Regions from separate parts of the Homo sapiens genome. Here region 2 is linked to region 1. A link is a loop called in an ENCODE intact Hi-C map of the cell type or tissue named here. Cell type or tissue: mammary epithelial cell. All regions are shown on one strand. Region 1 overlaps TBC1D5 (TBC1 domain family member 5). Region 2 overlaps TBC1D5 (TBC1 domain family member 5).

Region 1 (2,500 bases):
CATGACAAAATCGGTGGATGGGATGCTATTCAGAGATAAGTAGCGGGCTTGATGATGGTAGAAAATTGAGTCCAAATTCAGTTTATGGTGCTGTTTAGTTTTTTAGGGATGCCATAACAAAGAACCAAAAACTGAGTGGCTAAAAACAAAAGAAATTTATTGTTTCAGTTCTAGAGACTAGAAGTCCAGAAATCAAAGTGTAGGCTAAAGGTTCTAGGGGAGAATCCTTTCTGATTTTTCCAGCTACTGTTGTTTGCTGGCAGTCCTTGGCTTGTGGATGTATTATATTACTTCAGTCACATGGCCATCTTCTTTCTGTGTGTCTCCACCTAATCTTCCCTCTGAGTGTCTGTCTGCATCCAAATTTACCCTTCTTATAAAGACATCAGTCATATTGGGTTTGGGCCCATCCTCATCACTTCAGTTTAATTTGATTACCTCTGTAAAGACCCTATTTCTGAATAAGGTCCCATTCTCTGTGTGACACTAGGGATTAGAACATTGATACATCTTTCATTGATAGATGACAGAATTTTAAGGAGAAACGAATAGGATTTGATGCTTTGAATCAGTATAGAGTAGGAGATCGGGAAGGGGAAAGAGAGACATGAGTTGTCATGTTTTCCTGAGAGAATGCTGGTGCTACTAGAGAAATAGAAAAGTAGGGGGGAAGGGGAAAGAGCTTTGTGACAAGGTGAGGGTGGTGGGAAATAAGTTTCATTGTAAGCATGCTGAATTTGGAGTTGTAGTTGGTAGTAGAATTGGTTCATGGTCTAGTCAGAATTCAAGAAAGAGATTTGTACCTAGATTATAGCTTTTATGAGAATGTTTAGGTTCTGTGAGGGAGAGGATACAAAGAGGAAACCTAAGCCTAGAAAGGAAACTAAAGAGAGAGTGTTACTTTGTTGAAATGGATGCTTTCATCCATTGTAGAAAAACAGTTTCATGCACCCATCTATTCCTTTACTCTAAATGTCAATTCTAGTAATGTCTGGATAGTGGATTTAGTTGCCGAAGTGGTCGCTGCATGAACAGAAGTAGAGTTACCAGTTCCTGACAGCTGCGAGTCAGCCTCTGGGCATCTTGCTAAATTTTCAAGTATAATTATACAGTAGACTTCCTTTAACAAATTCCGTGTTCCCAGCTATAATTATAACTGCTTTTCTTGCCTATAGCCTGTTCTTTGTCTTACTACTCTCCTCTGTATCTCCCCCTGCTGGTTAGACTTTTCCTCTGGTCATTTGGGATCTGAGAAAATAGGAAGCTGTTTTTCCTAAGCATTGCATAACCAATTTCTTTCTTCTCACTCTACTCCAATAGACATTTCAGTAATAAGCAATGTTTTAAAGCATAGGCTAGCAGTATTCTATATTATATTTATATTTATCTTCAGAGAATATGCAGATACAAATTAGGTACCTTGTAAGCTTTCTAAGCAACTGTCAGAAAATGACTACCACAACTTCCCCAGTGACCCCGTTTAATAGTTAAGACTCTTAAATAAAATCTTGCTCATGGCCATGCTTTAGACCAAGAGTGTTTTGTTTTGTTTTGTTTTGTTTTGAATAAATTAAAATTTTCACCCAAAAATGAAGTCATCATAAATCCTGCAACCATAATCTTGCACTAGTTTCCAGGACTAATCATGACAGTAATTTGTAAGATCAGAATTATGAGTGGGATTTCCTGTTTTCTCGTGTATTTTTGTCTCCCAAATATCCATTATGAAAATAAATCACTTTTAAAAATGACTTGATGTCCTTTACAAAAATATTGTAGTTTTCGGATGATAAAGTTTAGGAATATATTTCCACATCACTTAGATTAGATTCTGAGTCATTTTAATATCTTTCTTAAGAAGTAATTAAAATGTGTAGTTTTTTGAATGTGCAGAAGGAAACTTCAACTTTTGTAGCCTGCAGTGGAAGTAGTCTAGAAGAAATTATGGATTGTTGTCAGTACTTACTCATTAATATTTGTTATGTGCCAGGCACTGTGCTAGTTGCTAGTTTACTGTGATTTTAGTTTGAAGAATGATATTAGATTAAGTAGGTTTTACTTATAATAGTTGAAATATACTTGGGAATAAATAGTGTATCAAGATTGCCTATTAAAATAATTCCGTGTATTCTGGGTGACGTTAAGTGCTATGAAGTAGGACTTCTCTTACATAGTAATTGGTTGACATTCTTTGACCTCAGTGTAAGACTGAAGTATTTAATCAACAAACACAGAGGATAAAGTTTTGATAAATAAACCACTTTCTTTAAACCTTTAGAAATAAACTTGAAGTCTTTTGGCATTAGATTGATGGGCTTTCCTTTTGTGAAAGAGTAAGTGAATAATTTAAGCTTATAATTCATGTTTGCAGGTCCTCATCCTGTCATAGGAATAATAGTCTTGAAAATTGGAGCTCTGGAATTCACCATTCTGAGAGATATCTCCTTACTGGTATAATTTTATGCTTATGTGGCAAGGTTTCAGGTTGAGGAATGAGATC
Region 2 (2,500 bases), 170 kb after region 1:
CATGGCGCCCAGGTTTTTGAGCTGAGGGGTGCTTGCAGGCACATGCTGAGCCACCCTTAGCTGCTCATCACCCTCTCTCCTGCGCTCGCTGGTGCCCGAAGTCCTGAAGGGACTGAGGTGGCAGGGGGCCGGCATGACAGTGCCGCCCTATGTGTGTGCACACCCAGCTGGGTCGTAATAGTGCCCGGACTCAGCCACAGCTTTGCTTCACTCCAGAGAGCGGACACCAGGAGCAGGGAGAGGCCAGGCCACAGGATCAGGCACTTTCAAAGCTGCAGGGACAAGGGGCTTCCTGGGACCCCAAGAGCACAGGGATTCCTTGGTCTGGAGCTGTGTGGCTATAGCTGTGCCCCAGAGCGTGGGGCTCCAGCCCTGCCTACTTGATAGGAAGAGGGGCTCCCTGCCTGTCCCTCGCTCCCGCAGGTTCATAGAGCATGCAGCCCCAGCTAGCGCCTCCCCCACTGCACCCAGCATCTTCACAGTGGCCCCACCAAACAGGCCACTGCTGAAATCAGTGTGATCTTCCTGCCTCCGTCTCCTGAGTAGCTAGGACTACAGGTACATAACAGCATACCTGGCTAATTTTTTAATTTTTTTGTAGAGATGGGGTCTCACTCTGTTGCCCAGGCTGGTCTCAAATTCCTGGGCTCCATCCATGTCGGACTACTAAAGTGCTGGGATTACTGGTGTTAACTACCATGACTGACCTCTTTTCTGATTTTTAAAGTTCAAACATGTTTATTCCATTTATCAGATAGTTTTCAGTAAAAATGTATCACAGAGTTTTGCAACTTTAATATTATGTTTTGAATCATTTCTTGAACTACACCTTGATATATTGTTTGAAAGTGTTTCCTTTCTTTATTTTTTCTGAGATGGGGTGTCTCTCACCCAGGCTTGTGCACAGTGGTGCGATCACAGTTCACTGCAGTCTCAACCTTCTGGGCTCAAGTGATCTTCTTTTCTCAGTCTCTGGAGTAGCTGGGACTTCAGGTATGTGCTACCATGCCTGGCTAATTTTTAAATTTATTTTTGTAGAGACAGGGTCTCAGTACTTTGCCCAGTCTGGTCTTGAATTCCTGGGCTCAACAATCCTCTTGCCTCTGCCACCCCAAAAGCTAGGATTATGGATGTGAGCCGCCACGTCCAGCCTTTGCATGTTTTCAGATGACATATATCTAGCTCAGTGATTAAAATGAGCTGTGTAGCCATTTATTTACCAAGCATTAATATTTCATGTTATTCATAGATAGTGTATCAGTTAACTTGGTTTGTATGACGTACTGTTTCTAAACTTGTTACACAATATAGTAAGCATTTATTATGGGTAATGGTAAAGTGAGCAAGTTGAGTAATTCTCTTACTCTGAGCTGAGCTTGCTTACGTGTCTAAGCAATGGATGATCTAAGATTGTGTCACTTGTGTCTGGAGATTCAGTAAGCTACATGTCTCATCCTCCAGCAGGGTAGCCATCACTTGTTTACATGGTGATGTCAGCTTTCCAAGTAAACAAACTGCCAGGTTTCAGGATTTCATGAGATCTAGACTTGGTACTGTGACCTTGTCAGATCTGCCACATTTTCTTGGCCAAGACAAGTAACAAAGCCAGCTAGAGGTAGCAAAATTGTTAGAGGTAGCAAAAATTGTATTTTTGTATACTAGCAGTGAACAATCCTATAATAATTTTAAGCAAAAATTCTATTCATGATAGCATTAAAAGAACTAAATATTTAGGAATACATTTAACACCAAAAGTAGAGGAAGTACACTGACAACTATAAAACAATACTGGAAGAAATTAAGGAAAGTTATAAATAAGTAGACATTTCATGTTCATGGATTAGAAGACTCAGTATTACTATGTTGCCACTACCTTTTGATGGAAGAAGCTGGAAAGTCACACCCTGAATGTCATATGTTTAGGAAGGGAGTAATTGGGCCATTAATACCATCAATTTTTCACAGATACTAATTCAAAAATAAATGAACATTTATGATATGTAAATATTTTATGTTAATCAGCCAAAAAAAGATGGCATTACCGAAAGACACAAAATAATTAACTGAAAACCTAAGACAATTGACTGAAAAATAATGGAAGCAATGAGAGCTCAACAGTAAAGCAGCTAATGGGAAACAAGCAAAAAAACAAACGTTTTCCTAAATTTCTGGATTTTCCAGATTAAAAATGTATTGCATATGAAAAGGTATAGTGAGGTCTTTAAAATAAATTCTTTAATCAAGTTTAATTTCAATCACATTTCTAGAGAGAGTCTTTTAACCTCTAAAATATCTTTCTAAAATCCATTCAGAATTATGAACTGGTTAAAAAGACAATACAAGTATTCTCTTATGTGAACATTTTTATGACTATGAATTGGAAAACTAAGGTGTAGTGGATACATTTCTATAAAGACAAGAATTATTGAAATAGAGTTCAGTTCAGTAAAATATAACCTAGAAAGCAATGTGTATACATACTTCTAAACTTGTTAAACAA

What was found. Hi-C counts contacts between places; a loop is a spot of excess contacts. Peaks named below come from ENCODE experiments on the same cell type or tissue, not always from the same donor. Only the 100,000 strongest peaks of a DNase experiment are listed, where the experiment ranks them.
Region 2: it touches region 1 in a loop (4-fold over the local background); 6 of 110 quality-filtered maps call a loop at or near these places.

The regions. Positions count from the first base shown.
Region 1 is chr3:17,643,992-17,646,491 of GRCh38, reverse strand. All of the region lies in intron 1 of TBC1D5 (TBC1 domain family member 5), which reads left to right. Among named protein-coding and RNA genes, the nearest start is that of TBC1D5, 97 kb to the left of the region's middle. In mammary epithelial cell, a CTCF peak has its summit at 1,220 (motif pointing left); a DNase peak (open chromatin) is centred at 1,211.
Region 2 is chr3:17,477,771-17,480,270 of GRCh38, reverse strand. The region is part of intron 3 of TBC1D5 (TBC1 domain family member 5); the gene reads left to right. Among named protein-coding and RNA genes, the nearest start is that of TBC1D5, 260 kb to the left of the region's middle. In mammary epithelial cell, no CTCF peak of the experiment used is centred here; a DNase peak (open chromatin) is centred at 1,410.